Linked DNA regions of Mus musculus: all the other regions are linked to region 3. A link is a loop called in an ENCODE intact Hi-C map of the cell type or tissue named here. Cell type or tissue: left cerebral cortex. All regions are shown on one strand.

Evidence for each region. A loop is a pair of places that touch in the nucleus more often than their neighbours do. Peaks named below come from ENCODE experiments on the same cell type or tissue, not always from the same donor. Only the 100,000 strongest peaks of a DNase experiment are listed, where the experiment ranks them.
Region 1: a loop joins it to region 3, with 2.9 times the contacts of the local background. A loop is called at or near these places in 10 of 42 quality-filtered maps.
Region 2: a loop joins it to region 3, with 4 times the contacts of the local background. A loop is called at or near these places in 37 of 42 quality-filtered maps.

Annotation. Positions count from the first base shown.
Region 1 is chr11:86,935,339-86,943,338 of GRCm38, reverse strand. Ypel2 (yippee like 2) reads left to right here. Exons shown (of 5, transcript NM_001005341.3): 5 at 2,651-6,914. The coding sequence ends at 2,740. Among named protein-coding and RNA genes, the nearest start is that of Gm51915, 43 kb to the left of the region's middle. In left cerebral cortex, no CTCF peak of the experiment used is centred here; a DNase peak (open chromatin) is centred at 3,610.
Region 2 is chr11:86,891,273-86,899,272 of GRCm38, reverse strand. No RefSeq gene overlaps it. Among named protein-coding and RNA genes, the nearest start is that of Gm33742, 27 kb to the right of the region's middle. In left cerebral cortex, a CTCF peak has its summit at 4,908; DNase peaks (open chromatin) are centred at 4,898, 5,874 and 6,049; H3K4me3 peaks cover 552 bases; H3K27ac peaks cover 639 bases.
Region 3 is chr11:86,992,779-87,000,778 of GRCm38, reverse strand. Ypel2 (yippee like 2) reads left to right here and starts at 7,017. Exons shown (of 5, transcript NM_001005341.3): 1 at 7,017-7,187. It overlaps Gm51915 (a long non-coding RNA gene), which reads right to left. Exons shown (of 3, transcript XR_003949754.1): 3 at 6,442-8,000. It also overlaps Gm22387. In left cerebral cortex, CTCF peaks have their summits at 4,999, 6,936 and 7,640; DNase peaks (open chromatin) are centred at 5,013, 5,626, 6,999, 7,631 and 1 more place; H3K4me3 peaks cover 1,695 bases; H3K27ac peaks cover 3,753 bases.

The DNA.
Region 1 (8,000 bases), 57 kb after region 3:
TGGTGATCTGACAATTTTATAAAAAGCTGTTGACTATAAACTTACTGGGAGTGAGTACTGTAGGAAGCACTTGCCTAGAAGCCCTGAACTTGACCCTGGCATCAGGAGAGGAAAAAAGATGGCGATCCACTCCCTATCGTGATGATGGGCAGGACATCGGGGAAGCATCCGATGGCTTGTATTGATCGCCTTGGTGTACCCAACTCTGTTCTGTTCCTTTGTCTTGGTATTTTTATGAACCTACAGAACAACCCTACAGTGCAGTGGCTCTCAACCTTCCTAATGCTGTGACCCTTTAGTACAATTCCTCATGGTGTGGTGACCCCCCAACCACAAAGTTGTTTCTGTTGCTACTTTATAACTGTAATTTTGCTACCGGTATGAATGATGATGCCAATATTTTTGAAGACTGAGGTTTGCCCAAGAGGTTGTGACCCATAGGTTGAGACACTGAGTAGCTAATCGGTTAGTTAAGTGAGCGGTTCCAGAGACTGACCCAGATTATTGACTTCCTGCTGGAGTTCAGAGCCACCATCACGGATGCCGGTGGGCAGGTGATCCACTTTGCATTTCTTCTATTTAATAAGAAAACCTCGTATCACAGGATGCTGGGAACTCACTATGTAGCCCAGGCTGTACTCCTTCCTCCTGCCTGTTTCCCAGTGCTGGGATTATAGGAATGCCCCTTGATACCGGAGGAAAACTCACCCTAGTATTCTTACTCTTCTTCATTTCTGCCCTAAACACAGGCACAACAGGTCTTATTCTCAAATTATAGCACAGACAGACAGACAGACAGACAGACAGAGTGCACAGGAAAATCTGCTGAATCCATAGCTGCTGAATCCATAGTACCGAGTGTTTGCACATTCTCTGGTCTCCTAGCTCCCCTCTTCCTCACTTTGTAGATTGATTCTTCACTCAACAAGACAACTTAAAGTCTGAACTCTTGTTCTAAAACACAAGAAATAGAAAGTTCTGAATAGAGGTGGTAGTTCACTAGTAATGCCCGCTGAGCAGTGGTAGCACAGGCCTCTAATCCTAGTACTTGGGAGGCAGAGGTAGGCCGACCTCTGCATTCCAGGACCACCAGAGACGCAAGAGTCTCTGTCTTGAAAACAAACAGAAAAAAAAAAGCTGTAGTTTGTATCATTATTATTTTGGAACAGTAGGATTTGGTTTCTTACTGATCTCAGAGGCTCTGCCAGAAGAGCCCCTTATCTACTGCTTGTGCCTCTGTCATTACCCACGTGACTTCCGGGAGAGGTGTTCTGGGATAATGTATAAATGCTCGTGTGCTTCCTCACTCTGCATGTGAGATAGTCCTTTGTCCTATATTGGGAAGAAAGGCCTTCTGTAGGGCTCGCTGAGAGGCTCCACGGGGGCGGGATGGTGGTGGAAGCAACCTGCCAGGGAGGTGGAGAGGGTGGGGTGGGAGGAGGTTCTGCAGCTCGGGGGTTCATGCAGTGTCTAGTACCCTGGAGCACAGTAGTGAAAGAAAAGCACTTGATTCACCTGAGGTGGAAACAGGGAGAACAGAAAGTAAGACCTGATTGGCCTTATAGTCTGGAGGTACTTGCTATCCTACTTATGTATAACAGGTGCAGCTTTTTGTTGTTGTTGTTGTTTTTGTTGTTTTTCCGAGACAGGGTTTCTCTGTGTAGCCCTGGTTGTCCTGGAACTCACTTTGTAGACCAGGCTGGCCTCGAACTCAGAAATCCTCCTGCCTCTGCCTCCCAAGTGCTGGGATTAAAGGCATGCGCCACCACCGCCAGCTAACAGGTGCATCTTAAGATGATAACCAGACTTCTAGAAACAAATGTCTGTAAGGCAGACTCCTAGTAAGCTTCAGAGATCCCAGTTCCCTCAAGAGCTCACATACATGTATGTGTGCAAATGAATGTCAGCTTAAGACAGGGATCACTATGTAGCTAGCCATAGCTTCCCTGGAGCTCACACAGACGCCTCTGCCTCTGCCTCTGCCTCCGGAGTGCTGGGATCAAAGGTGTGTACCACCTTGTCAGGGCTTTTTTTTTTTTTTTTTTAATTAAGAAGCCAAGAAACTTCACATAAAACCAAGGTTGTCTACTGCAATGCTCCCAAACTGGCTTCCAAGATCAGCAGCTGCCTTTCATCTGTTTCCTGAAGGCCTGTTATCTGACTTTCAGTCTTCCAGGAATGCAGAAGTTTGCAAAGCAAGAACATCTCTGCTTAAAGTTTTTATTGTGTTACAGGCAGCAGAAAGAAGTGACTACATATGGGCATTTGTGGGTATTGGAGAGGAAGGTGTACTGAGAATAGAGCTAAGGGAAGGCGTGGGGAAGAGAGGGCAGTGAGGTGCCTGCCGCAGGTGAGATTGGGATCCCAGGCTGAGTAGCTGGGAAAGAGCTTCCTGAGATGGTGACGTTTGAGCAAAAGTTTAAAAGAGGAATGATCCAAATAAATTCTGTCATGATACTGAGGAATCCCAGATGTCCCTCGGTTGTGCTGCTAACAGCAGGAACTCAGGACACTTGCGTGCTGGAGTGTTTGGGGCACCTGATGGCTGTCCAGGCGCCTGTCGTCAGCCACATCGCTGCTTCTGTGTCTCAGAAGTCATCTGTGCCTTTGGTCACTCTGTGTCTTTTTTTTCTCTTCCTCTGTTTTATAGGAACATGCTTTTGAAAGCAGTCAGAAATATAAAGAAGGCAAATACATCATTGAATTAGCACACATGATCAAGGACAATGGCTGGGACTGACCTGATAGCATCCATCCGGTCCAGCATCCATGTGAATGCCACCCAACTGAACATTCTACCCAAGCGTGAGAGAGTGACTGAACACACTCGGTTCCATCAACTTAGGGGCCTTGCCATCAGGGGTCATCCTCCCACCCTGACACCATCATTTTTGGTGACTGGCCTCTAAATCACTGTCTCTCTGTCTCTTTGCTTTGTATCTGTTTGTGAGTTGATCTTGGCTTCTCTGTTCTAGTGTTGGCTGAAAACAGTTACGAGCTGGAACGGACCCTTGGCTGCATGGTGGCAGCCCTACTTGAGGGGGGGTGGCCCTGCCCACATGAGAGCTGCCTGATGGCTGTCAGAACATCGGCATGTGAGCATGAGCAACAGAACAGGGGAACCTGGGAGTCCTAGGATTGGGGAAGGGGCAAGAGGGTGCAATATAACTGTACTGTTCTTGGAGACCTGCTAACTTAGGCTTGAAATAATTGACTCCTTCAAAAGGACAAAGAGAAAAAAAAATACCTCGTGGCTTTTGTTCTCTCTGATGATACACTCCTGCCCTAGCATCAGATGTGCCAGGACAGCGGATTAGCACAAGAAGCATCCTTGATTCTAGCTGACAGGGCAGGACCCTAGCATTCTGGACCTGGACTGGAGAAGGTCCTGCTAAAGAGAATGGGGGGTGGGGAGTGTGTGTGTGTGTGGGGGGGGGTAAAGCTCAGTGGGTTTTAGTGATTCTGCCCTCTTTCCCCCCCGCCCCCTCCTGGGCAATCACCTTCTTGGTCTTCTTAACTGATTTAGGTTGCAGGAAAAGATACAAGATGTGTGTGTCCCATTTAGCCCAAAGCACAGTAAAAATCGGTAATGGAGGAGAGCCAGGAGCTGGAGGCGTTGCTGTGGACCGGGAACTCCTGATAGCAAGCAGGAAATGTAAAAATGCAGAGGCAAGGTTCTGGGAGGAAGAGTTCAGATTGGAGCCAGTGAAGGCTTAGCACATCTTTCCTCATCCGATGATCAGTAGCTTCCATGGGACCAGCAATTCTTTGTGCACAACGTTTCTGAGTTTTGGGTTTTTTTTCCCCCCTCCAATTTTATCACCATAACCTGGAAACAAAGATCCAAGATTACACCTCCATTCTTAGCCCTGACTCTCCTATGTGGATAGACATCTTTTAACAGTGTGGTCCAGCAGTAGGGAGGGATTACAGATTCAATATTACTCCTTCACCCACCGCACGCACCCAAGCTTCCTTGAGTTAGGGTTGGGGAGGAAAGAAAAAATAATCCCTGTAAATCTCTTAAAATGAAAAAGAATTTATTGTGTGTAATCAACACTGTGAAGGCTGTGTTGCATCAATCCAGCTATTATGTGGATTTGAAATCCTGTTTGAATCCATTTCGTTTATTTCTTAGGCAGAAGATAATGTTAAAATATGGGCATATTAGGTACTTCTCAGAATCTTGTTCTCTAGCTAGGCTGGTCCTACAGGAAAATTCACCTCTGAAAAAAAAAAGCCCAAGAAGAGAAGGAGCAAGAGTGAGCTCATGGAGATAAGAGCCTGTTGCCTGGCTAACCAATGCTAAAGCATCCCTCCAGGAACATTTTCCAGTCCACATCCCCAGCAGAACCAAATTCCATCAGGGAGAAAGCCGTGGTGGACACGGCTTTGTCCTGATCTGGAAATGGACAAATTGAGACTTGCCAGGGCAATAGGAAGTCAGCCAGCTCAGTAGACTGCCTGTCTTCTGGGACACAAAAGGATTCCTAGAAACAGAATTTTGTTCCTCAAGTCTGCTTGTCCTGGGCCCTGGAAGACTAGCTCTGCCCCACCCCCACCCCCACCCCACTGCACAGCAAGGCCCACTGAGGGCCAGAAAAACTACCCGTGACTCCCAGGCTCAAGTGGTCAGTGACACACATTTCTCCAGTTTCACATTCCTAAGACTTGCCAGCTCCAAGCGTCATCCATTGTCCCCTCTTTATCCTGTTCGAAGATGTGGCCTTCATTAAAGATTTGATTAGACCCTTTGCTCAGGGAATACCTAGCTACATACACACTACAAGTCCTTTTTTTTTTTTTTTTTTTTAACTAGGGGGTGGGGATCAAACCTAGGTAGTTTCTTAAAAACTAAAGTTGGTGACTTGCAGAAACTGGATCTATGGTGCCCTGGGTGGAGAAAGGGGCAGGGTCCTTGAACTACAAGTTTGGGGGTGGGACCAAAACTCATCAGGCTTCCCTTTGTGACGGTGAAACCAAAAGTGCTTCTTATGACCATTCTTAGCTCCACTCACAGCTTGTCTACCTAACACTTAGCAGTATTAGCGAGTCCTCAGCCCAGCGGGCGGCAGAGGCTCCTGCACCCAAGGCCTCTCTGGTCAGTTTTTTTTTTTTTCCTCACCAAATGATTGACTCAGCATAACCAAAGACCTCACCCCTTCACTCCACATAGGTTCAGGGAAAGGGAAGTCCTTTGGGTGACCTTGGGCAGGGGTGGGCAAGGACAGAAGAGGAGAAAGGGAAGGCCTGAGGGTACCTCAGCCGCCAGCTACCTTCACTTTGAAGTCTAGCTGACCAGCTCTCGCTCCACCTGCCCTGTGCCACTGTGGATGATGGGGCTATTGTCACCCTGGAATCCATCCACCCACCCCCGCCCCACCTCCGCATCTCCCCCCAGGCTGCTGATGAGTAAATCAACATGAGTCAAGTATAGCCAAGCTTGATGCTTGCATGCTCGCAGCGGGACCTGGCTGAGTACCGACCACCCCAGCTCCTATGACAGATCATGTAGATAAAGTAAAGATCTCAGCTGGTGGATCAATGTGTACAAAAGAGGTGTCCCCTTTATAGTGGAGATTTCCAAGTATATACATATATATCTATACAGTCGCTTGTGAAATATACTTTTGTAAATAATATTTAATTTTTTTAAATAATATATTTGGTGCTGTATTCTCAGACCCCCCTGAGAGCACTTTTATTTTCAATTCTATAGCTTCCTCTGTGTTATATTTTAAGGGAAAGGATAATCAACAAGACACTTTTTTTTTTCCTTTAAGGATCTGTAACTATAAAATGGATTGAGGCTTTAAAACATTTTTGCAGTTTTCTGTTTGCATTTTTACCCAGCAGAACAGACTAGTAAATTACCAGGTTGTGAATTGATACTTTCTTGCCCAGTATTGGCTAGAAAAGAAACAAGCTTAGTAGTAACAACTTCAGAGTAATTACTGTAGTTGGGAGAACTTCCAAGAAATTGGAATAGACAGAGAGAGAGTGTGTGTGTGTTTCATTTTTCTGTTTCCTTTCCTACTGAGGACACTATGAACTACAGTTTACACCTTAGGCACAGAGTTTTCCCTCTGGTTTTCATGTGTGAGTGGACCAAGAGCCCAAAGCAAGATTTTCTTTCCCTGAGGGTGGAGCCGCGGCCAGTTCCTCTTCTGTGTGTTCAGCTTCTACAGCCAGTGAAGCAAATCTGTGAAGAGAGCCAGCGTGAAGTCTGCGCTTCTGAGACGGGAGCAGCTCAGCCGCGCTCACATCCCGGGGCTCTGGCTGTTCTAGAAGCCGTGTCATATTAGAAGTTAACAAGTTCAGGTTTAAAAGGATAGTAATAGCTTTTTTTTTTTTAAAGTCAGATTGCTTGGGGTTCAGGCAGAGGCTGGCAAATCAAATCTTGAACACACTTTTATATTAAAAAATCTGCCTCAATGGAAATACTAGTCCTATGACTGGGAAAGATTGTCTTTGAAATTGTGGTTGATTAATAAAATTACTATACAGTCATGAAATGTACCCGAAAGGCGTTGTCCTCCTGGAGTTAGATCTGTCCAGCGTCTTACAGTGGTTTGGTGAGAACAGGAGTCAACTTCCTTTTCCCAGCCTGCAAAGACTGTGTACCATGGATTTGTCTGTCTGTCTGTCTGTCTGTGTTTACAAACTGTATTTGTTGGGTTTGGAATTGCTTTTGTTGTTACTTTTTTCTTCTTTTTTTGTTCCTTTCTTGGGTGGGAATTTTTTCCCCAGGTCACTTTGCTTCAGTAACAAAGGCAATTGTTTTTGAATAATTTGTCTTCACCTCCTTCCGGTATTTGTACATAATGATTCAGTATTAGTAAGAAGTGCGTTATTTCTGTCATTGCTGATCTGTGTTGGTGCTCATTTGAGAAAATAAAGTTTTCAAATACTAACTCTTGGGAGAATGTCTGTTTTCTTTTGATGCTGTGTGTGTGTCTTCGTTTATATTATTGGGAAGCCTGCTCAAGGCCATCTGTCTAGCCCGGGGCACAGACCTGTTAGATGATACCATAAAGGATATTTCTCTTAAGGACACAAAGCCAGTTAATGAACGAATCTCAGGTCTCCTGATCATCTGCACATTTCTCCTGGCCTTTAGCTAGCAGAAGCCCAAAATGACCTCTACCCAGTTATCTCTGCCATGACCCATCTTCTAAGAGTCTAAAGCTTTTCTGATGACATCATTGTCTTTGGATATAAAATTGCATTAGGAAGGAGGCGTGCTGACATTGGGCGATAAATACATGTTATGATACATGAAGAAAAATCAAATCTTGTTCAAGTACTAAATGGAGAATACAAGCACTAACAAGTCTATCACTATAATAATCCAGCTGTTTATATTTTACAAGCATACAGTCTTGAATAATCAATCACTTAAGTACAGTAATATGCACTTATATGTACTGGTGCCTTTTTAAGAATATACATTAAAAAGCTGGGCATGGTGGCACACGCCTTTAATCCCAGCACTCGGGAGTCAGAGGTAGGCATATTTCTGAGTTCGAGGCCAGCCTGGTCTACAAAATGAGTTCCTGAACAGCCAGGGCTATACAGAGAAACCCTGTATTGAAACAAACAAATAAAAGAATATACATTATTCTAGAATCCTTAGTGTGGGCCAGGCGAGGCAGGGACTCTGCTGACCTAGATCCCCAGCACATGCTCTGCATTTTAAACTTCTTCAGAGGGCTGGGCACGATGGCACACACCTTTAGTCCCAGCACTCAGGAAGCAGAGGTAGGCAGATCTCTTGAGTTTAAGGCCTGCCTAGTCTATAAAGAGTTCCAGGACAGATAGTGTTATATAGAGAAATCCTGTTTTTAAACACACAAACAGATTCCCCCAAATCCCTCCTGCTTTCTTCCTGAGACTTGTCACCTATCGTCTGGGCCCAGCTGTGGTTGTCTTTTTTTTCTTGTCATTGGGCACATTATCTCCTTCCTGTGACCTGTTTTGCTTCAGTAGACTTTTCTATT
Region 2 (8,000 bases), 100 kb after region 3:
AGGCATACAGCACCATACCCAGCTGAAGGATCACTCGGGGTTAGGGCTGAGCCAGGGGCTCCCTCTGTTAGCCCAGGATGGCTTCAAACTCACATCTCTCAATTGCCCTACCTCAGCATCGTGAACGCTAGGATTATTGACCTGTGTCACCACTCCAGCCCTCAGGAGGTAGAGGATGGGAGGCTAAGAGTTCTAGGCTAAACTGAGCTACATACGGGAGAGAAAGAAAAAGAAAGGCTCCTCTTAGGACCAGCACTCTCGACAGCCACAGAGTCCTCCCAGCACATACACATTGCTGGGATAATATAATATACATATTATCTAGGATGCCGAATAAACACGGAATACCAGCTGGGGAATGCTCGCCTTGGATTCTTCTTTAATCTACCAAGTCTCTAGATGACTCTCATTAAGAAAAACGAATTTTCTGTTGTTGGAAGCAAACTGTCTTTTTCATTTAGTGTCTCTTTCCTAAAGGAAGGGCTTTAGACCCAGAACTGGAGCCAAAATATTCATTTGTGAAGTTCAATAATTGATGTGGTGATACCCCTTTCTTCCCCTGATGCTATTCCTATCCACCCAAATTATCTTTGTGAATATAGGAACCTTTCCCTAACCCCACCCCCACAGTGTGCTGGGAAGCTGGTGACAGGCAGTTTCCTGATAGGCTCTGACAAAGATGCACAGTTGGCTGCCCTGGGCCAGTGAGGCCCTCCTCCCTGCCAGTGTTGCTGGGCAGAAACATATGTAACCCCAAAGCCCAGGGCAGACAGGGCCCAGCAGTCTCCAAGCTCGCCCCACCCTGGTTTGATCCATTTTGCAGAAGGGCAGGGCTCATGCAAAGGGAGCTGCAGTTGAGCTTATGTGTGACCCATTCTAAAGCCCAAGGGGGGCGGGGGGGGGGCTGGGGAGAGCTCAGTCGGTAAAGTGCGTGCTGTGCAAGTTTGAGCCCCTGAGTTAGGCTCTCCCAATGCCTATATGAAACCCGGTGCTTGTAATCACAGAGCTGGGAGGCAGAGGCAGGAGAGGAGAATCCCCGAGGCTTGCTGCGGCTTGCTGGCCAGTCTAAGCGAATCATCGAGCTCCTAGTTCAGCAAGAGACCCTGCCTTGGAAAATAAGGTAGAGAATGTTTGAGGAAGACATCTATCCGTGTAACATCAATGCCTGGCCGCCACACGCGCATGTCTGCACACATGGACTGCACTACATGTGGGGGTGGGGGTGGGAAGAACTTACACACACACACACACACACACACACAGACACACACACATTGTCAGATCCCCTTGTGAAGAGAAGGTAACAATCACACCAGCTCTTTTTGGGAAGCAGGCGCTAAAACCTTTCATGAAATTGCTTTCAATTTGGGAGGAAAAAAATCTAGACCAAAGATAGGGAAAGAAGACCCACGTACCCATTCTCACACTTAGACCTGGTTCTCAGTGATGATGGCTTCTGGGCTGAGCATTAATGGGATCTGATTAAAAGCTTTTGCAGAGATTTGCACCTTCTCTTCGAGAGTCTCCATCAATTTGGAAAAATGCATACAGAAGGAGTTTCCATTTACCACGTTCCCAAAAGAAATCATAAAAGAACTGCAAAACAGCCAAGTATACAGGGTGGGAAGGGGCCAGGTCCTGCCTGCATGAAGCTAAAGACACAGGAGTCTGCACGTGGGTGTGCACATTTGATGACTCTCCAGGAGATCCGGTGTCTAGCCAGGAGCTTTGGCTCCATGGGCAGGTTTACGAGTAGGCAGCAGGTGACAGAAAGGGTTCAGGAAAGCCTGGGAACAAGCATGAAATATTAGCACATTTGTAGGCAATTGCCTGGAATTTACAGCTTGCCACCTCCCAGACAAGTCCACTCCGTCCACTTGGAATGAACGCCCTTCCCCGCCTGTGTGTTCCATGCCCCTTAGCACGAGCTATGGGCTTATTCTAGAGCTCCCGTAGCTGGGATCATTCTTGCATTCTTGTTTCTTTTCTTTTTCTTTTTCTTTTTCTTCTTCTTCTTTTTTTTTTTAAATCCTGGAAATGGAAACTGAGGTCTCATGAATGAACAAGAGGGAAGCCATACCCTGAACTCCATGAGAAAGAGGAGAAAAAGCAACAGATGGGGGAGGCTTATGTATTCTTCAAGCTGCCCTCCAGCGTGTTAGCATCTTGAATGGCTACAGGACATTGAGCAGGCAGGAAATTGATTCTGGAATGATTCCCCCAGCCACCCACCCTAGCATTGTTCTCTTTATCTAAGCATTCTGTGCTGAGACAGGGTCTTGCTGAGTTGCCCAGGCTAAATGAGCTTGCATTTAGCACAGGCAACTCTTGAACTTAAGATCTCCTCGACTCAGTCTCTTGAGCATCTGGGATTACAGGCTGAAGACACCAGGCCTGGTTTACTATCTTTTTGTTTGTATACATCCAGTAGGGCACCCCCCCCCGTGTGTGTGTGTGTGTGTGTGTGTGTGTGTGTGTGTGTGTGTGTGTGTGTGTATCTCTCTGTTTTATTTTTAAAGACAAGTCTCACTGTGCAGCCCATGCGCTAAACTCATAGTTGTAACAATTGCCTCAGACACGGGAGTATAAGAGTCACCACATCTGGCTTCAATGATGAATATTCTTTTCTTTCTTTCATTTTTTATTATTTAAAAAATTACCCTTCAGGTCATGATGGTGCATGACCTTTTAATGCTTTAATTAATTCCTTTAGTCCCAGCACACTGGAGACAGATGCAGGAAGATTTTTTGTGAGTTTGACGGGCCAGCCTAGTCTACATAGTGAGTTCCAGGCCAGCTAGAGCTCCACAGCCAGACCCTGTCTCAAAACCATACATTTGTTTGTGTGTGTGTGTGTGCGCATGCGAGTGTGGAGTATGTCCCTGTGGAAGTCTGAGGACAACTTGTCGAGCCAGTTCACTGGTTCACTGGCCCTGATGTCTGATGCGGTATTTCTTTTTTATTTTGTTTTGTTTTGTGTGTTTATTCTTTTCCCAATGTGGCATGTCTTAATTGCCATTTCCCACATGTTTGGTGTGTGTTCTAGAATCTGTACTCCTTGAGCTAAGAACTGTTTTAGCAAAGGAAGTGTGATGTTCTGTTATTGGTGGTCTTTTCTCCTGGGTAGACTCAGAATGGGTCACATGTATCCCAGCTTGTCCTTTAGCTAGCTATATAGGCAAGGAAGTCCCGATCCTCCTGTCTGCCTGCACCTCATAAGATCTTGTGATATCCAGTGCCCTGCCTTAGTATGAACCTTAGTATTCACTTTTTGGAGATAGATTCTTGCTTATAGCCTAGGTTTGCTTGAAAGTCTCTATGTAGCCCAGGCTGGTCCTCAAACTCCCTTCTGCCTTAGCCTCCCTAGTGCTGGGATTACAAGTGTGTACCACCATGCTGAGGCTCCAAGGAGGTCTGCTCAGCATAAAGGCTGCCTTTTTCTGAGGCATGCCTGCACCGTGTGGTTTCAAGTGTCCATTGAGGGAGAGCTGAAGCTGCTTCTGGGACTTCATAGTTTCAGAGTCGCAGACTCCGCCTGCTGGGAGTCCTGGACTTGCTTCTTTTTTTTTTTTTTTTTTTTTTTTTTTAACCAGTAAGCTTTGAATCAGGAGTTGTTTTCTAGGGAAATTTCCCTTCTGAGGCCAGAGCCTTCAAGCCAATGCTACCTTATAATAAGGCCTTTCTTTGCTTTGATCACTGACCTGTCCCCTAAATTAGTTGAAGTCTGAGAACACGGTTTTGTTACGGGGGCAGTTGTTTGAGCCTGTGTTTAAATTCTAGGAATACATTTGGTTTTACTAATGTCATTTGAGAGGACTGGTGAGTTATTTTGGGTGTGCATGGCCCGGCCCTGTAATGCTAGGCCACTCTTGATAAGAGGCACGATTGTACCAGCTAGTTCCCTAAAAAGGCTTGCATTCCATTCAGCATGGAGCGCTGAGGCTGCAGACTCCCGCTATCTGGACTATAGGCTCTCACGTTTCTCCCAAGTGGATAGGTAGCTGGAGGCAGAAAGAAAGCTTGTTTTTCTTTACCCGTGTCCCATAAGCCCACTCTACCACGTGCAAAGATTCTCCCCCTAGTTTCACACTAGAAACTAGGAAAAATCAAATTAGTCCCCCAACTCCCTACCCCAGAGACAGGCTATCATGTAGCCCAAGCTGACCTTGAATTTGCTGCATAGCCAACTATGTAGATGAGGCTGGCTTTGAACTTCTAACCTCCTACCTCCACCTCCCTAGGGATGATTCCAGACCTATGTCACCATGCCTGGCTCAAGTTAATAGTACTTTAGTTATACCAAGTAGACGTCCATTAATACTTTGAAACCAGAGGACAGACATATACTCGGCTGGCACTAGTGAAGCCATACCCACACTGGAATGGGTTCCCAGCACAGAACCAACAGGAGGGCAGGCCAATGTCTGGGCTTCGGATGGCTTGCCTTTAAGATCGAGGTGTCGTGTGGCATTCATTTAAGCTCAGCCCTTGGAGGCAGAAGCAATGAGATCCGTCATTTAAGGTCATTCCTGATCACAGAGGGAGTCTGAGGCCAGCCTGGGCTACATGAGATGCTATCTCAAAGAAACAAAAAACAAAACTAGAGAGAGGGAAAAAAACATTAAAATAAAAGTTAAAATCTAGATGTCAGGGTGAAAATATTCTATTGGGCCTAAGGTCTGCCGTAGAATCTTCTACCAGAGGAAGCAGACACCCGCGTGCCCCAGCTGGCTGCCAGACAGCACGGTGTCACGGGGAGTCTTGGCTGACTCACTTTTCGCTGGTCTCAGCCCAAATGCCTGCCCTGATATGGTTCTAGGTTATCCCTTCCTAGAAAATTCGGTGCCTCACTTTGGCCCATCCGTTGTGGAAAGACCTGGAAAGACGTGCCCTGTGCTGCCACCTAACGGCTGCTCCCAGTCAAGGCAGGGCTTCTCCCGCTGTTCTCGGCGGCACTGTACAGCCCCTCTCTGCCCATCCTACCTGCTTTGAGAGGCTCGCAAAGGGAGGAGCGCTCTTCCAGGTGCGCTCATTTCAGGGCACCAGGGCTGTGACTAAGACTGGCAAGTCGTCTTAAACTTCGCCACGTCCCGGTTGTTATTTCCTGTCTGTTCCCCCGCCGTGATTAACGGTAAAACTCTGAAGGCAGAGGGGGACCAACGTGCTTGTTTACTGAGAGAGGAAGGAAGCGGGGGGAGCTGGGAAGAAGGTACCCTAGGTTTAAGGGAAATAACAGCCTGGCAATGAGGTGGGCGGATGGAGCTGATGGGAAGGGAGGCTTGTTAGAAAAAGGAAAGAGCAGGTGCCAGTCAGATAGCTCTGCCAGCCTTTCCAGTTTTATCCTTTTAAATAATGATTTGTTTATTTGAGACAGGGTCTCACGCAGCGCAATCAAGCCTTTGTGCCTTGACTCCTCCTCCTCCTCCTCCTCCTCCTCCTCCTCCTCCTCCTCCTCCTCCTCCTCCTCCTCCTCCAAGACAGGGCCTCACTATGTAGCTCTAGAACTCCACTATGTAAACCAGGCTGGCCTGGAAGTCACAGAGATTCTCCTGCCTCGGTGCCCAGCTGCTGAGATTACAGGAATGTGCCACCATACCTGTGTGCACATCTGTTTTCAAGCAGGGAGATGAGACACAGTAGCGTTACCAGCTAGTGCTGGAGGTTAGGGGCCTCGGTAGCACATGACACCCCACCACAGTACAGGATCTTAAGTACAAATGGCTACGGAAAGGCTAGGCATACAGGATACCTGCCTGGGAACAGAAAGGATCAGGATGGAAGGAGCGGTGGATGCTGTGGTGGAGGAGGACACACGGCTCAGCTAAGGAGGCAACAGCTGCGGAGCCATGGGTGGTTATGAGTTTAACGACACCGCGCACCTGCATTACCAGATCTTTCAGTTTCTAAAGAGCTGGGAGTCTGGGTTCTTCCGTGAAGTCTCTTTCTTTTGAAGTGTTGGCAGCTAATGTAGCTTAAAAAGAAAGAAAGGAAAAAAAAAAGAGGCAGCATTCTGTGGGCCAAATAAAACATGTCAGTGAGGCATATTTAGCTCCAAGGCCGACTCCACAAACTTGGATCAAGGGCTATTTGTGTTCTGGAATCGTGACACACTAACAAGACCCTTTCAAGGCATGTGGTCTCAGGCAAGCAAATGCTAGATAACGGGGACGAATGTGTGAAGTGCCTTGGCTCAGACTTATTAGCTGGGATGGTCAGACCTAGATGTCTACAGAGAGCTACTTTGTTAATATGTCACACGCTGCTTAAAAAAAAAAAAAAAAAAAAAAAAACATTGAATGTATTCATCCACTAACCTCAGAAGCAGTTATTGGCTAGACCCAGCAATATAGACCTGTAACCCCAGCTCTTCAGGAGGCTGAGGCAGGAGGATGTCAGGTTTGAGGCCTTCCTGGGCAGCTTAGTGACACCTTGTCTCAAAATAAGAAGTAAAAAGAAGTTTGGGGACATAATTCTGTGTTAGAGAACTTGCTGACTAATGCAACCTACTTGTCTGTCTGTCTGTCTTTTTCCCTATGGGTAGCCTTGGCTGTCCTAGAACTTGCTTTGTAGACCAGGCTGGCTTCAAACTCAGAGATCCACCTGCCTCTGCCTCCTCCTGCATGCTGGGGTTAATGGTGTGAAGCCCCACACCTGGTGCTACAACCTCCTGTGGGCTGCCATTGTCTAGTTCAAGAGACTTAACACTAGCTGACTGAAGTCACTAAAATCCCCAGCGGTGGCACGAGTCTGCCCTAGCTGCCTAGGCTAGTCTGTCCAGGCTGTCTGAATATGAACTTGGTTTAAGATAATTTTCACAAAGGGAACTATTTCCACTGAATATTGACTCTTTGACCAAGACTGCGTTATTTTAAAAGAGTGATTCCTACCCCCCCACTCTCTCTAGCAGAGCAAATGCATATGTGTTAGGGTTTATTAAGGATAAGAGAGGAAGAATTGTGGCAGATGGGAGCGTCACTGAGGAAGGAGTAACCCACTGCTCTGTTCTGATGGGATTAGAGACAGCCACTGAGAGACAAGAGGACCTTAGCACACGTGTTTGTTCCTGAAGTCCCCTGGACTTGCTACTCGGCCTTCAAAAATATAATCTTAAGAGAGTCAAATAGTGCCAGGTATGGTGGTTCACGCCTTTAATCTCATCACTCGGGAGGCAGAGGCAGGCAGATTTCTGAGTTCAGCGGATTTTGAGGCTAGCCTGGTCTACAAAGTGAGTTCCAGGACAGCTAGGGCTACAGAGAAACCCTGTCTCGAATAGAGTAGCACTTTTTTTCTTTTTAGTTTTAATTTCATTTTATTTTTTAAATTAAACCTGTTGCTATATTTTTTTCTTTCCCATTTAAAAAAGATTTATTTCTTCATTGTGTGTGTGTGTGTGTGTGTGTGTGTGTGTGTGTGTGTGTGTGTGCATGTATGGGCACCAATGCATGTAGGTACCCATGAAGGCCAGAAGAGGGCATTGGATCCTTGGAAACAAGAGTTACAGGCAGTTATGAGCTGACTAAGGTTGACCCTGAGAACTGAACTCAGGTCCATCTGTAAGAGCAGTAGGTGTTCGTAACTGCTGAGCCATCTCTCCAGGCCTTTCAGACGTTACTTTTTTAAAAGCATCATGGAAGATACTTGGGCATCTTCAGGAAGAGCCTGGTTACTAAGAGATCCTTATAGCCATCTTATTTTTGAGAGACCTTTCTGCAGGTAAAAGACCAAGCATACCAGTTTTGCATAGAAGACATGGGCAAAGCATCTGCTGGTGGCCCTGGAAAGAGTTTCCCAATAAGCTTGACCTCTTGGCCGTGTCTTTTTCTATTTTGATTAGGACATGCACCTAACACCTAAATAGTTCAGCGATTGTCTTGTGACCATGAAAACATAGCTACAAACTAATCATGGTGGAGTGTTGAAAGACCCCCCAGGTGGGCAGTCAATCAATCTGAGGAGACCCTCCCAAGGATCAGCGAGTCCACGATTCGGATGTAAACAGC
Region 3 (8,000 bases):
GGCTGATTTGAACTTTGAGACAGGATATTACTCTTTAGCCCAGGCCAGCCTTGAGTGTGCAGTCATCCTATGCGTTAGCCTTCTAGGTTACTGAGAATGAAGGTGGGCACAATGATGAACTCCCAGATTCCTGGCATTAAAGAAACAGTAGGGAAGCCAGGCTGTGGTGATGCACGCCCTAATCCCAGCACTTGGGAGGCAGAGGCAGGTGGATCTCTGAGTTGGAGGCCAGCCTGGTCTATGCACCGAGTTCTAGGACAGCCAAGGCTACACAGAGAAACCCTGTCTTGACAAACCAAAAAATAAAAGAAAGAAAGAAAGAAAGAAAGAAAGAAAGAAAGAAAGAAAGAAAGGAAGGAAGGAAGAGGAGGACAATGTTGCCATGGGATTTACACTTTAGAGCTAGACAGAACAGAAAACAAACAAGCGAACAGGATGACTTCCAGGATCAATCGTAAGGTATAAAGACAATAAGAGTAAGTTGGGTATGACCCTGTCTGGGGGTCGGTCCTTGTAAGACTCAATGATCCCAGAGAGCCCTCTGGAGGAAGCATTTGACCTGAGATCCAAATTACAGGAGGCAGGTTTCTTGGGCAAAGTGTTCTGGGTTGAGGAACAAATACAAACTTATTTAAAACAGACTATAGTTTGAAATATCTCAGAAAAAGAACAGTGAGTCTAGTGAACACATAGAGGCTTTTTCTTCTTATCATTCTCTAGACAATAGTCTAGCATCCGTTTACATAACACTGAATGTAAGCTAGACATATTTAAAGTATATAGGAGGATGTGTTCAGGGATGTGAGCATCTATAGCTTCAGGGGCTGGTACCAATATGGAAGGGGCTGGAGCCAATCTCCAGTGGACTTCAATGGGTGACTTTGTAAATATCTTATAAGACAAGGCCTGGGATATTGGTGAGGTGACTTAAGCAGGGTGAGTGGAGGACCAGAGGGTTTGGCAGGCCTGGTGAGTGGGCCCATGAACTATCATAAGGAATTTGTTTTGACGAAGTACCATCTGGCCAAGTATGAATTAGAAGCAGGGAGCTCTAATGGGAAGTTGTAGCTTCCTCAAAGCGAGAGGCCCCTGGCCAGAGTGGCATCCATGAAGACAGGCATGCCAAAAAAAAAAAAAAATTGGTTTTGCTTGTTTGTTTTCAAGACAGGATTTCTCTGGCTATCACAGAACTCAGTCTGTAGACCAGGCTGGCCTCCAACTCAGAAATCCACCTTGGCGCTGTGACTAAAGGTGAGCACCACCGCCAACCAGCAAAGCAAATGTGTGTTTGGAAGTGAAGCTGACTTGACTTGAGGGTGGATTGCGGTGTGGGAGGGAAAGGGAACAGAAGATGGGAGTATCCTCAATGCTATGAAAGGTTACAAGGACCAACTGCGGTGCTTGTGGCTTGTAATCCCAAACATTTATGAGACTGAAGCAGAAGGAGCATCCGTAGTTCAAGGTTATCCTCAGCTACATAGAAAGTTTCTGGCTGGCCTGGCTTACATGAAACCCTGTCTCAAAAAAACAAACTTAGACAAAATCCAAAAGGGGACTTGCTTGCGGGGCGGGGAACAAATTAGAACCAAGCACAGTGATCTATATGTATAAATATGTCACTACGAAACCCAGTGCTTTATATGCTAAATTTAAAGTAATAAAAACAAAAAAAGAGTAGTTGGGATGTAACTTTTTTTTTTTAAGATTTATTTATTATTATGGGCTGGTGAGATGGCTCAGTGTGTAAGAGCAGCCGACTGCTCTTCCAAAGGTTCGGAGTTCAAATCCCAGTGACCACATGGTGGCTCACAACCATCTGTAACGAGATCTGACTCCCTCTTCTGGAGTGTCTGAGGACAGCTAGTGTACTTACATATAACAAATAAATAAATCTTTAAAAAAAGATTTAATGCTCACAGTCAGCTAATGGATGGATCATAGGGCTCCCAATGGAGGAGCTAGAGAAAGTAGCCAAGGAGCTAAAGGGATCTGCAACCCTATAGGTGGAACAACATTATGAGCTAACCAGTACCCCGGAGCTCTTGACTCTAGCTGCATATATATCAAAAGATGGCCTAGTCGGCCATCACTGGAAAGAGAGGCCCATTGGACTTGCAAACTTTATATGCCCCAGTACAGGGGAATACCAGGGCCAAAAAGGGGGAGTGGGTGGGCAGGGGAGTGGGGGTGGGTGGATATGGGGGACTTTTGGTATAGCATTGGAAATGTAAATGAGTTAAATACCTAATAAAAAAATGGAAAAAAAAAAGATTTATTTATTATAAATAAGTACACTGTAGCTGGCTTCAGATGCACCAGAAGAGGGTATCAGATCTCATTACGGGTGGTTGTGAGCCACCATGGGGTTGCTGGGATTTGAACTCAGGACCTTTGAAAGAGCAGTCAGTGCTCTTACCCACTGAGCCATCTCACCAGCCCGGGATGTAACTTAGTTGGTAGAATTCTTGCCTAGTGGGTACCAAATCATGGATCTGATGCCCAGCACTGCATAAAACTGGGTACGGTGGATAAATGCTATGGTTCCAGAGGTTCAAGGTAGGGGGAATCCTTATCTACACAGGAAGTTCAAAGCCAGCCCCAGTTCCGAATTCTCTCAATATACATGGTCCCTCACACGAAGAGAAACAGAGAGACAAAGATACAGGAAACAGACACACAGAGAACTTGTCTTGCTAGTAAACACCTTTAGTCCCAGCATTTTGGGGGCTGAGGCAGGAGGATTGCTTCGACTATGAGGCCAGCCTGAGCTACAGATTTTGCCTTCATCTAAAACAACCAAACACAACTGGGGCATGTATAAACAACCTTGAGGCTGGAGAGATGGCTCCGAAGGTAAATGGGCATGTGCGAGCAAAAGGGCCTGGAACCCGTGTAAAAAGGTAAGTGGCAATTTAGCCCAAAGCTCTGAGGACGGGTAGCCTGGAGTATGCACTGAAAAGAAATAAGAAGAGTAACTCTACTCAGCAAGATGGCAATTGGCACTTGAGGACTTCCTCAGCTTGCTGTCAACACTTATAGCACATCTCTGCAATCTGTAATATCCCTTTGCTCTGAATGAAGTTATCTTAAAGGGCTGCAAAGACGGCTGAATGGAAAAGAGTCCTCGCTGTCCTTCCAGAGGACCAGGGTTCAGCTCCCTGCACCCACACCAGGTGGCTCACAACTGCCAGGAGTTGTAGCTCCAGCTCTAGGTTATCAAGCACCTTCTTTTGACTTCAGTAAGCATTGAATGCAGCTGATCCATACACACAGATATAACCATTATATATCTATAAAAAAACAAACCAAAAAAACAAAAAACAAACAAACAAAAAAAAAACAAAACGGCTAGCCAGGCAGTGGTGGCGCATACCTTTAGTCCCAGCACTTGGGAGGCAGAGGCAGGAGATTTCTGAGTTCGAGGCCAGCCTGGTCTACAGAGTGAGTTCCAGGACAGCCAGGGCTACACAGCGAAGTGCTGGAAAAAAACAAACAAAACAAAACAAAAAAAGGTTAACGGAAGCTATGGAGTCAACCATGTATACAAATGCAAGTATCTTTTGTCTGTAGGAGGTGACAATCCTACAGAAAAATAGAGGTCTCTGACAGTATAGCTGGCAAGTCTGATTATTTCCCTCCACACAACTTTTAGAACTTCTACTCTAAATGTTATATTGTTCCCCCTATTATGTTTCTTGCTATCTCTGCTATTAATTGCACTGGATTATAGGTAAAGCTAGCTTCCCAACAACAATGGCAAAGTTATTTTTTCTGCTTTGGCAAAACAAGAAACTAAAATGGAAGCAGAGAGCTGACTTTCACAAGTTGTCCTTTCCCAACTTCTCCGTGTACACAGTCACATACCAGCAACAAAATAATTTTTTGTTTGTTTGTTTTTTTCAAGACAGGGTTTCTCCGTATAGCCCTGGCTGTCCTGGAACTCACTTTGTAGACCAGGCTGGCCTCGAACTCAGAAATCCACCTCCCTCTGCCTCCCTAGTGCTGGGATTAAAGGTATGCACCACCTTGCCCGGCAATTTTTTTTTTTAAGTGAAAAGAGCATCAGGCAGTGGTGGCCCACAGTTAATCCCAGCTCCGGGGAGGCAGAGACAGGCAGATCTCTGTGAGTTCAAGGCTAGTCTGTGCTACAGGGTGAGTTCCAGGTCAGCCAGGGCTACAAAATACAGACTCTGACTCCAGAGGAGGGTGGGGACAAAGAAGGAAGAAAGAAAACAAAAAGCAGAAAGTGATTTGCTCACAGCCAGAGCCGCACTTAGGTGGCAGAAGTGAGAACACACAGGATTAGTAAGCGAAGACAAACACTGACTGTGAAAGGATGAGTAGATGTATAAATGTGGCTTAGCATCACAAAGAGGAGTCAATCCCAAGGCAGCAGGCAGAGGAACCACCTGTGAGCCCAGGAGCCTCTCAAACCTTTATTGCCAACCAATTTTTCTTTCTTTCTTTCTTTCTTTTTTTTTTTTTTTCCTTTTTGGTCTCATTGTTGTTGTTTGTAAGGGAGCCTTCTGACTCTGAATAAGTTTGTTGCTGTCTTTCTGTTGCTCTCTGGGATAATATCCTCTCTGTTGCGGCCCTCGGCTTCAATAATTATCTGTCTATTCTCAATCTGTCCATTGGCCTGGGCTTCTTTCCTCTCCCATAGGTTCTCGGAATAAGTCCAAGGCAACAGGGAAAGGTGCTGAAGATGGGCACTGAGTAAATGTGTACTGAGGGCCCATGAAGGTGTTTGGGTGCAGAGAGAAAGAGAAGCAGTTTCTAGTACTCACTCCCTGCCCCCCAACACACACATACACACTTCTTTGTTTCGGTTCTCCCTTCTGTCAACTCACACAGCTTGGCTCCTTTGGCTGGAAGAAGGCATGATCTGGCTTTTTTTTTTTTTTTTTTTTCCTGGCTGGCTGATTCTATTGTTTTTCAGCCCTGTGGTTCTGTGGCCTCTTCCAGTCTCCTGCAATCACACAGCAGGCCTGCAGGGGTCCTCAGAGCACCCCACACAAGGCAGGCTTTCTTTAGCTAATGTTATCTTTTATTTAAGCACAGAACAGTAGCCTCCAATCTTGTTACATAACATACCAGTATCTCAGGGTGTTAAAACCAGTACAGAATCTACTGTTAGGCGTTAGGGAACCCGTGGATATAAACATATTTAGTAACACACTATTGCAGAAATGTAACCAATTTGATTTCCTGGTTCCTGATTTGAAATGTTAGAGTTGGAAGGGATGTCAGAAACCATCTTATTTCAGCCGTCCTTATTTATTTCTGCAGTAATGGGTATTGAACCCAGAGCCTCAAGAACCTTAGGCAAAGTCTCTACTGTGAGTTCCACCACCAGATCCCAGCCCTCCCTTCTTTTAGGCGATGGGTACTAAGGCCTAAGGGCACAGAGGAATTTAACCTCAGAAAGCAGCCTTGGGCTGGTAATCAAGCTTTTGATAATCTAAAGAATTTAGTATATCTTCTTAAAGATCCAATCTCAAGTCTTTTCAAGGTTGTGGTTAGTTAGCTGAAGGCTTTTGGACTCCAGGATTTATAATTCCCAAAGCAGTCAATTGTAAATATTGACAGTGCCCCTACACTGAAACCGGTATCTGCCGGCAAAAATGAGTGGTTTTGTTCTTACTAACGTTGGGACTTTTTTTCATCCCTAACCATGCGATGTACATTCACTGAAGACAATTTAGTTGATTGCATATGTATTAAAAACAGCTGGGTGGAGTGACAGGTGACGTTTTTGAGTCACCCGGGGATCTACCCAAATACCAGCCTGGGTTTGTGTGTAAACTGCTGCCAGATAGGAGACCAAAGGTTCCTGGGCCTCCTTCAGCACCCCAACCCCGCATGAACTTTTTTTTTTTCTCTTTTTCAGTAACCTGGCTAGCTTGGACCGATCTAACCAAGAATGACCTTAAACTTCTAACACTTCCCAAGCCTTGGGTTATAATTGGGCTATAAAGCAGAGAACCACCTTGTCCAATTACCTTGTGTTTTTTTCTCTTCTAAAATAGCAATGAAAACATGTATTTTGCCCCAACACCATTCAGAATCCCAGTGTCTTAGAAAAAAGGGTGGGTCTGCCGTGTCTCCCCCGCCCCCCCCCCCGCAGAAATTCTTTTATCAAATTGACCTGTTTTCCGGTAGGAAGACTCTGCCCCACTCCACCCACCTGGTGCCTCCCTGGACTTCCCGACTGTCATGAGTTTATTTTTTAACCCTCTCTTCCTTGAAAAGCACCACCCCACTGACCCAGAATGCCAGTTCCTCCCTTTTGGTCACCTTGACTACTCTTATTGTATTTTCTGTTGCTAATAGACCTCACTAACCATTAGCAATAGGGATCCCAGTTTCTCTATAGTCTTTCTCTATGCTCTTCCACTCTCAGTACTGGGGATCCAACCCAGGGACTCGAACACACCAGACAACCCTTTCCTAGTTTTAATTAGGAAATTTCGAGCAGGGCAGAGGAAATAGAGAATCTCCGCTTCTGAGCAGGGCATGGGTGGGCATGACGAGACTGGTACTATCTTACTAAATACACCTGCCTTGAACTCTGCGGGTCACTTTTAGTAACTTAGGCTCTGGGTCAGGAGTGGCTTAAAAAGTGGAGCGAGGAATTACTATCTAGGTTCTCAAAACAAAAGCACTGTAAATCCCACTTCCCAACATAACCCCGGGTCCTGGGAATCCCAGTAAAGCCAGACAAACAGGCTCCTATCTCAGAGAGCTCCCCCACTCTAATCACCTCTTCTCCCAGCCCTGCCCGCCAGCTGCCAGGACTGGCGGGACCCAGACCTTGCCACACTCCTCGCACGCGCGCCCCGCCAGGGCCGAGGGGCGGGTGGGGGTTGGGGGCGGGAGGCAGGGAAAGCAGGGGCGGAGTTCCGTCCTCCAGTGATTGGCTCCTGGCGGATGGGCTGCGGCCGTGCAGGGCCAACCAGTGGCGTGTTGCTATGTGCTGAGCCGATGGGATAGGCGCGGGGGCGCGTCTGTCACCCGGCAAGCCCCCAGCCCGGATTCGGAGGGATGCGGAGCGGCAGTGGCGGCGGCGGTGGCGGAGACTGTGGCTTTAAGAGCGCGCAGGGAGCGCTAGAGTCAGCCGTGCAGTCCTTCATCGCCAAGCACTCCGGAGAGCCCGGCGCTGGCCGGACCGGGCAGCCTACCGCCAGGTATGAGGGATCTCGAGCTGGGCTCGCGTGGGCGTGGGGCGCATTCCGCTCCAGTTCGGGCTGTGCGCCCTGGGGACGGTCGGGCTCCTGGGCTGCGTGCAGCCGGGCTCGGCTGGGGCGGTGCTGTCGCGGTCCCGAGGGGGCTCCCCGAAGGTTCCCGGGGTGCTAGGGGCGGGGAACGGGTTGCTGCAGCCACGTGACCGGTTTGTTTACAAACACTGGCGCGCGCTCCGGGTTCGGGACTCGGCGGGTGGCGACGAGCCGCCTGGCAAATATGGGGACCCAGAGACCTGAGCGCCAACGCCTCCCTTGTTCGGCGTGACCCACCCCCCACGGATGGCACCCGGCGGCACCCGGCTGTATGGTCGATGTCTCCATTGAGATAGTTGGGTCTGGGGCACGTCGCCCTCTAAAGTCCCCGGAGCGCTTCGGCAGCCCCAAGCCAAGGGAACCACAGCGAGTTCCTGCCTGGACGCTTCCCGGCGCCTCCCCTGCGGCCTTGCCAAGGGGTGGGCACGAACTCTGTTGCCAGACTCGCTGCGGGGGCCTCTGCGGAGAGTCCCTCCCGCAGCTGGCTCCTGCCTCTCTTCCTGCTTCAAGTTTACCTGCCTGGTTGCTGACTCCCTTCGGGTGATTTTTTTTTTTTTCCGAAACAGTGGAACCTTACACCCGTCTCCTGGCTGGCACTTAGGGGGAAGCACTGTTGCTTTGGACCCCTCGTGCAAAGAACTGCCTGCCACCTCTGACTTCACTTTTACCCACAGTTTTTAAAAAGCTGAGCGAGCATCCTCCGGTTTGCCTAGCCTTCCACGG